Regions from separate parts of the Mus musculus genome. Here region 1 is linked to region 2. Evidence: chromatin contacts called from ENCODE Hi-C or POLR2A ChIA-PET data. All regions are on one chromosome and are shown on one strand. Each heading gives the region's core, a stretch centred on a gene start or an enhancer-like site at or near the end of the contact. The rest is flanking DNA. Distances are from core to core; before and after follow the strand shown. Region 1 overlaps Nup50 (nucleoporin 50). Region 2 holds the start of 5031439G07Rik (RIKEN cDNA 5031439G07 gene).

Evidence for each region. Hi-C counts contacts between places; a loop is a spot of excess contacts on that map. ChIA-PET counts read pairs that join two places held with the same protein, here RNA polymerase II (POLR2A).
Region 1: a loop to region 2 is called in a map of left cerebral cortex, with 2.8 times the contacts of the local background. The contact joins the enhancer-like site here to the promoter of 5031439G07Rik in region 2. A Hi-C loop is called at or near these places in 6 of 37 maps with a recorded cell type or tissue (CH12.LX, Patski, heart and 1 more). POLR2A ChIA-PET finds 5 or more read pairs at or near these places in 4 of 5 experiments (Patski and embryonic stem cell).

What each region holds. Positions count from the first base shown.
Region 1 is chr15:84,941,326-84,945,430 of GRCm38, forward strand. It overlaps Nup50 (nucleoporin 50), which reads left to right. Exons shown (of 8, transcript NM_016714.2): 8 at 1-1,638. It overlaps 5031439G07Rik (RIKEN cDNA 5031439G07 gene), which reads right to left. Exons shown (of 10, transcript NM_001033273.3): 10 at 2,611-4,105. Among named protein-coding and RNA genes, the nearest start is that of Mir1249, 8.2 kb to the right of the region's middle. Within about 2 kb of position 1,698, at least 1 of the 3 ENCODE cell types and tissues checked has a DNase peak (open chromatin) inside an H3K27ac peak, as active enhancers do; it is left cerebral cortex, where a contact is called at or near this core.
Region 2 is chr15:84,985,728-84,990,035 of GRCm38, forward strand. 5031439G07Rik (RIKEN cDNA 5031439G07 gene) reads right to left here and starts at 2,244. Exons shown (of 10, transcript NM_001033273.3): 1 at 1,882-2,244. The coding sequence starts at 1,945. It overlaps Gm39558 (a long non-coding RNA gene), which reads left to right and starts at 2,308. Exons shown (of 4, transcript XR_875533.1): 1 at 2,308-2,405; 2 at 3,428-3,729; 3 at 3,819-3,933.

The DNA of each region.
Region 1 (4,105 bases), core at 448-2,947, 45 kb before region 2:
ACCCTGGCTAGCCTTGAACTCAGATCCACCTGCCTCTGCCTCCTGAGCCCAGAGATGTTCTTGAGGTGGGGTGACAGTGCTCTGTGCATTTTGGCACGTATCTGCAGATGCATGTTTGTGCTTCTTGGGCTGTGGACCTAAGGAGATGCTGTGCGGTTTGGTTTGGTTTTGCCTTGTAGCATGGAGAATTGGTTCCTAGCAAGCAGGTTGCTGCTTCTGTTGGCCCTGGCCCTGGCTTCTTCACATTGGGCTTCCCAGCTTTCCAAAGATGAAACAAGGGGTGTGCATTTCAGAACAGTACTGTGTAGCCACGTGCCTGTGGGGCTGACACGTGTCAAACTCACAGGCACTTTCAGGAACTTGTCTCTTCATGGTGGCAGTGCTCTGTGAGCATCTGCCCATGCCTTGAATATTTACCAAAAGAATAAAAGCAAAAAAGATCATGACTGGACTGCCTTCTAGAGCTCCCCGGCCAATTTCAGTTGTAAATTAGTGAGGGTGGCTTGCTTTTTTTTCTAACATTCCAGCAATTTGCTGCTAAAGACTATCACTTTTGGAAACAAGAATTACAGGGGAGATGTGTGGGGTGTGACTGTAACTCGGTGTCTTGTCTTTATGCTTTAGGAGCTAGCTCATTGCATCTGACCTGAGTATGGGAATCACTATGAAGTCTGAGTGTCACAGGGAGGCCCCCGGAGGGCACTCTGTTCTTCTTCCACTGTGTGTGTAGCTGGTTCCAACCCATGGCTTAAACTTCATTTATGGTTTAACGTGTTAGAAACTTGCATCTTGTCTGTTTAATGTGAACTGAGGTGTGTATCTCCAGTTTGAAAATCTCACGTTGTGTCTTACATTTGCCTGAAGGAAGTGTGTGTTCTCTGTGGTCAGGGTGCATCTGGCAGATGCTAAGCCTGGGCCTTCCCACACTATAGCTCACACTATGACACATTCCCAGCCCTGCCATGTCCTCCTCAGAGAGCCACACTGTACAGGCTGTGTCTGTGTCAGTGACAGGTCCGACTGTTGGTGGGCTGATGCTCTGTTTTACCATTTCAGTTCTGAATCCTGTTTTTTTACATGCTGTGTGCCAAAAACCAAAACAAACCAACAACAACAACAAAAAAAATACCTCCTATGGCATAGAGGGGAATTCACCTTGCTGTCAGGGAAAGCCGTTTCCCTACCTTTTGAACATTACGAAGTCTGTTCTTGCCAGTTTCTTCATTATGTTACTATCTCTGAAGATGAGAAACAGCCCCTTGAGGCTGCAGAGTACCCACTTAGACCACTGGAGTGGGATTTTAAGGAGATGGCCTGCTCTGTCACTTGTAGGTGAGGTTGGGAGTTCTTCAGGGCGTCTTTCTAGCCACATGCTCTGTACACAGCCACCAAGTGCTCTCCAGAAGCAATCACAAGCCTGAGGACTGTCCCTTAACACAGATTTGTAAAAGTGACGTCAGACTTCGTAGCCAGCACATGGAGTGATCCGCCTTCTACTCGGAACGGGAACTTGTTTTCTCCAGCTAAAATACTTGAATTGTCAGGCAGTGTAATCTCAGTGTGTGTTAGCTTTTGAATGAGCCTTTAAGGAAGTGTAACAATCCATGAAATGTGAATAAATGGAAAGTTGAAAAACCAGCGTTGGGTACTGTTCTGTTCTGTGATATTCTTGGCAGATCAGTGGGGAAAGCAGCACACAGTAGTGTGCACAGACGGATCTGAAGTGGGGGCTGACCAGCTGACTGGGATGTAGGGTGAGCAGCTTGAAGCTTGGCCCGGGCCTGCCTGCACTGGATTACAGTCGGCTGCAGAGCCAGAGCCCTGTTCTAGGCAGGCAGTCCTCCAGCCTCAGACAAATTCCAGCTGGGAGAGGTTAGCTTTCTTCTTCAGAAGTAAGTTATTCATACTAGATTCTTGTTCATTCCGTGATGTACTTACTGGAGTTGTGTTCAGATTCTAAAGTTTCCTAAGAGACACTGCATTATCTGAGTTATAAGGTGTTTTCCTGGTTAGGGGAAAAAAGCTAAAAGGCTGTCCCCGGGGTTCCGAACTGTGAGATTCATAAGTTATAGGTGCTTGCTGAAGAGCAAGATTGTCCCTGAGCCATTAGGGAGACAGACTGATCTGGTGTGGACCCCCAGTGTAACCCTGGAGCTTCCAGTGCCAGAGGTTCATAGAAATTAGAGCTGACAGCTTTTGGGGACCCCGCCCTAAGCCCACTCAGGTCAAGGCCAGTCTTTGATACAGTGGTTTTTGTATAATCACACTACTACTAGTCATTGTATGTGAACGGATGACGCGCTGCACAGCTGTGATCAGCCAGCACTGGCTGGCAGACTCCCTCCCTGTAACTCCCAGATAGAGCCATGACTCCATGCCCGTTAGCACATCCTAGGAGGAGATGGCAGTGACCACCAGCATTCCCAGGAACTATGACAACCTCTCATGACCGTGAGGAACCTCGCAGTCACTGGACCTGAAGGGATGTATTGGGTTTACCTTCTCTTTGAAGATCCCAAGCCCTGGCAAACGGGGGTGACATGGCTTGCTGGGGGACCAGGGCCACATGGCCCTTTCCATCACCCCCACTGAATCACTGGACTTCATTGGTTTCTAGAATTGGCTTAAGTCTTTTGAGTAAAATTGTTTATTCAAAATATAATCAAAGTTCACCAGAAACAATGGTTATTTCAAACTGAGCAACCTAATTGCTTTATTAAAGTCAGAGTCCAAAATGAAAGAGCCATCCACATAGAAGAGAGAAAAGTTTTGATGGCCCACTGGCTTCCATGAGGCTGTAGGAGGCAAGTGAGTGACACTTAAGAACAGGAACATTCATCGCCCATCCCCAAAGCAAGCTTCTCCTTCCTCACATTTCCCAGCTTCCTTCCCTTTAACAAGCACAAAGTCTGATGTCTCCAGTTGACATGGGCATATACAGTGAGCTACAGAGACTGCATTATTTTACACTCCTCTCTTCTACATACGTTCTGGAAGGTTTTCCTTTCCGGGGAACATTCTCTTCCAGGCTGACAGCGGCTCCTTACAGGTATGTATGAGTCAGGATAAAAGACCTGAGAGCAGAACTGCCCTCCCAAGGCAGCTGGGAGACGGAAGGCCAGCAGGGCAGCCAGCTTCCAGAGCAGAGGCTTCAGGCCACTTGAAAGGGCTACCCAGTGATGTGGATAGCAAGGGGGCATGGGTTTCCTGCCAAGCCGCTGCCTCCTTCCCACCTCCTTGTAGTTGTAGCAGTTCAGAAAAACCCTCCTGGTCTGGTGTTCCTAGGGTAGTGACTGGCTCCTTACTATATGTCCCCTCAGTCTCCCTTTCTCTGTCTCCACTGCAGGTCTAACCCCGGGGTATACAGTATATTAGGACCTATTCTTTGTGACATAAGTCATTTGGCATGTTTTAGAAACCCATTTGCATGGAAGGTGGCTATATTTCTGACCCGTGATGATTACAGGCCCTAGAAAGAGCCAGCCAGATGATCTCACCCTCCATGCTCCCCCCTTCCCCCACCTCTCACCCCCACTGCAGAGGAGCTCCGCAACAAGGAAAGTCAGATGCCTGCCAGGATCTTTTCTGAACTCCCATTTTGGGTCCCAACTTCTATTCCAGCCATCTTCCTGCTACTGTGATGGTTTTTAGGGGGTTCTCTTAGAAAAGCTTTGAGAGTTTGCAGTCCAAATACTGCCAGGGTGTATTTTCATGGGAGCACAGAACCGAGCCCAAAATATATCATGTGGTCAGCTTTGGAAATGCCCACACTCTGGCTAGGGTGGTCACTATCCCTCTCACAGGGTCTTCACAGACCAACCAGTATGTGGTATGGCGTCTGTCAGCCCCAGAGGATACCATTTCATAATGTTATCAAAGTCAAGGTCATTCCCTTGATTTGCTATTTGTTTGTATTAATGTGAAACATGTATTAAAGATGGGGGCATTTAAAAGAAAATTCACTTGAAATGTCTCTAAAATATAATGCAATGTCTCAAAGAAAGATGGAATCACAAAGTCAACAGCCACCACTAAGCCTGCCTTGAGAGGCTGGCCTTCTGTTGGGTATGGGTGTTCAAGGGAAAGCCACTCATAATTCGCACAC
Region 2 (4,308 bases), core at 994-3,493:
CTGAGACTCAAAGGAGAACTTACAGTGTCTGAGGAGCAAGTGAGTAGGAGCAGCTTCCCAGGCAGAGGAAACACCGGCACACACTGCCTTCCAGAACGTCAAAACACTAGAGTCTAAGAACTAGGTAATGGAGGAAGCCTATAAGAGGACACTGAAGACTGGGAGAAGTGATGACCTGGTCACTGTATGAGCTAACAGGTCCAGCAGGCCTGGCTGGGGATGTGGCAAAGCCCTGGGGCCAGAAGAGCCAGCAGTTAGCCAGCTGTGCCACTTCCTCATTGGGTGCCCCTGAACAGGGCTCCTTATGGCTGACAGATTATATTCCTGCTTGGCAAAAGTGGTACTGTGTTAGAGTTGAACTGACAGAGCGTGCACGGAGCACCTAGAGTGTAGTGAGTCCTAGGTAAGGCTGAGTTCTGGGATTATTCGTTGCTCTTAGGGAAAGACCCTGAAGGCTGTCTAGGAGTAGAGACTATATTATAACAGACATGATGATGCTTTCTGGTCAGGGACCACAAAGGTGTGTGCAGAGAGGAGTGTGAAGGAGCTACCTGGAGCTGCAGAGGTCACAGGGCTGAGGGGCTTACAACAGACGGTTGCCCAGACCCTCCCCAATTCAGACATTCTGTGCCAGGTTGACAGCTGGCCCTAACAGGTGGGCACCCAGTAGGTGCTCAAATACATGTTTACTGAGTCCATTAATAAGGACACTCTAAATCAGCTACAAACCATTCTCTGGACACCTTTTTGGAGAAAAAAACCCACTAAAATCTGTGTCCTTATCTATACCCCCAGGTGGCTGTACCTGCCTGACAAGAGAACTTTGCTGAGGTGAGCTGGGCTAGACCCTGCTGCCTAAGAAGGCCAGGTGCTAAAAAAGTCTCCTTCAAAAAAAAAAAAAAAAAAAGAATTGAAATTCACTTCTGCTTTTCACAGAGCCTCCCGGGCGTGGCCTACCAAGGGACCCTGAGTTCCAGGTGTTACCCTCTCCCTCTGCTACTGTGGTCCTACCAGGGTACCAGGGTACACTTCCACTTTGGAGCACTGACAGGATCTAGAAGGCTGTTACTTCCCTCAAAGAGAACTCAAGCCCTGACAGGGAGGTGGGGGTGAGGGGACACAACATAGAATGAAGTCATTCCTTACATGAAGAAGGGAGGGGTCTTTTTTTTTTTTTTTAGAGAAAATGACAAGCCCAAGATTATAGGGGAGGGGGTTTCTGCCACATGGTTCTGGGCAAATGTATCAGTTATGCATTACCTCACATCCAAGACGACCCCACCCACACCTCCCAGGCCCTTTCAAACAATGAGACACCCCCACCCCACCCAGCAGCTGAATGACTCCTTAGACCAGAATCACACCCGGAGAGGCTGTAGCAAATCCCTGATTCCAGTGCTAAGTAGGTGGGTCAAGGGGCAGAGGCCCAACAGGTCCCTTGTAGAGCTAATGGACAAGAGGACCTTTAGGTGCAGAAAGACAAAGGCTACAGCAATCAAGAGCCGCGGTCTTCCATGTGGGCTGGGGAATGTGGTCAGGGCACACTGCCTTGAACTCTGAACTCAAGGGCCTCCCAAAATCTCACGCCCACACTCCCTGCAGCAGCAGTGGGGCCCCCAGATCTTCCAGGAGAAGGAAGAAGAGTTAAGGAACCACGAAGAGGAAGAAGGAGCTGGGACAGATATCCTGGCGGTCAGAGGAAGATAGGGACGCGGAGACACAAGGATCGGGGTTCTGTGGTACCAAAAAGACACTGAGACTTGGGGTCCCGAAAGACAGAGCCCAGGGCGGTGGGGATGCACGGAGGGCAAGGAGCACAGGGGGACTAGCGGAGGTGGACTCGCGCGGACACTCACGCGCGCGCCCGTCCCCGTCACTCACCCAGGCCGCAGACCTCACGGCGCAGGCTAAGGCGTCCGCGCTCCTCGGCTATGGCGCGCAGCATGTGCTGCAACGAGCGCTCCTCCGCTTCGCTGCTGTCCACGGACTCCCGGGAGGCGGCCGGCCCAGCCCGGAGCCCCGCGGGCGCGGACGCCGAGGCACAGGCCCTGCCCGGCGGCCGCGCGGAGGCCATGCCGGGCCCCGGCTCATCGCCCGCGCCGCGCCCGCGGGGGCCACCGACACGCCCCGCCGCCCGTGCCCCGCTGCCGCCCGCCGCGAGCACCAGTGAAGCCACAATCCGCTTTTGTGTGCGTCGCCGCCGCCGCCGTCGCCACCGCCGACCTCGGAGCACAGCGGAGCACTGCGATCCTCAGCTCCGCCACCGCCCGCCCGCGCGCGCTCGACACCGCCCAGGCCCCACCCCCGACGCGGGCCCGCCCCCAAACCCGCCCTTTCCCCGCCCCCGACACGCAAAGGCCCTGCCTCATACTCCTAAAACTCCGCCCAGATCTCTGGGCAAGGCGGTGAGTCGTCCCTGGTCCTGGCCCCGCCTACTTCCTTGCGACCAGCTGCTGCCAACTTCAAAAGCCCATCGCGTCCTCGCTCCAACCTGTCGCGTGACGTTCTCGTCATCTCATTCCCACACCTTCCTTGGCCTGCTGACCTTCCCTGCTGCCCGTGTTCCCCAACCCTGAGTCCACTTTCTCCCGCCCCCCGCCCCCCCTCCAGTAGAGTCACGCCTCTGAGCCGCCCCCTCTGCGCCTCACTGATTTTGCGCTTTGTCACCGCCCTGTGCATTCCCTGAAGCCTCCAGCACACCAGCTCTGCTTATTTCTGTCTGAACCTTCCAAGTAGGTTCTGCTAAAAACTTGCTTCACAAAACTCAACAAGAAGTTACCACCTCCTTTCGGAGGTCTCCTGGGACGCCTCAGTTTCCTCTGCTGAACACTTAGGAAAAGGGGTCAGAGAGTTGCTTCCTGTCTTAGCTCCTGTGCTGACTAGAGGCCAGAGGTGGATCAGATCAGCTTGCATGTGATCCTAATTAAAGGCCAAGGTCCAGCTGGGCATCCATCCCTGTGCTAAAAGAGGAAGATGCAGGGAGCAGCCGCCAGAAGCCACGTTCTGAACTCACTCGGTGGTCCTTTCCCAGGACCAGGGTAGGTGACCATGCACTGCTGGTCTCAGCCAGTTACATTTCCAGTGTCAAATTCTCACAATCATGCTAAGCATAAAGTTCTGTCTGCCCCGACTCTTCTTCACCCTGTCTGGGATACCCTTCTCCTAGTCTCCTGTCTCCTTTGGATCCCAGTGTCCTCCAATACATTTCCTCAAAAACAAACAAACTATATCTTGCCTGCCTCCTGTTCTATTATTCCTAGGCACAGCATCCTTACCACTCCCCTGACATCACACTGCATAGCTGTAGGAGGCGTCTCAGAAAACCAGCCCCTTTCCCTTGGGCTTCCCAGTCCTCAGAATGGTTTAAGCCTCCCGTCTGTGACATTGCACCATGGCAGCTCTAACTAAGACACTGTGTATTCCTCAGGCCTGGCTTCTGACAACTGTATTCCCAGCGCCCAATAAATGCAGGCTGTGTGATGGAGACTGGAGAGAGGCCTGCTGAGGAAGATTGTCTCTAAGGAAGGTGGGGTGGGACCACAAGGTGTGGAAACCACTCCAGAGCAGGAAATTGGCAGCTTTGGCATACTGTTCAAGCCTTACCTGGGATTTGTACCGCTCCCCTGAGATGCTCAGGGTAGGGCTTGAGTGACTAATTCCATGGTCCCAGAGCAGTGGTTCTCAACCTTCCTGATGCTGGGACCCTTCAATACATTTCCTTGTTTTATGGTGAGCCCCAACCATAACTTACTTTTGTAGCCACTTCATATCTAATTTTACTAGTTATAAATCATAATATAAATATCTGTGTTTTCCAGTGGTCTAGGGTGACCCCCATGAAAGGATCATTGAACCCCACAATGGGAGCTGAAATGACACACAGGTTGAAAACCATAGTCCTAGAGTCAGGCACAGGAGGGACTCTGTAAAAAGGTACGTATCTCGGAAATTACTGGCCTTTGTCTCCTCTCCCCTGGGCCTGTGGCCCCATCTATTAATGAGGACCCGGTGTGAAAATTGAGGTGACAAGCTGTGAGTCTGGAGAACTGAAGTTTGGCTGTGAGAACGAGGGAAGGGACCAGCCCTCAGACAGCATATGTGAGGTCTTAGACTGGCAGTGGTACTCTTCTCTGTTTCCAGGGAAACCGCATCACTGCCTACACATCCACAGTGCCGGGCTGTTGTTTGAAACCCTTGCTGCTCCAACACCATAATCACCTTTGGGGCTCCCCTCCCCTGGGGAGCCTTCTGAGGAGCTTGGCCAAAGCATTATGTCCTTAGCCACTTCACAATCCCTCTCCCTCGACC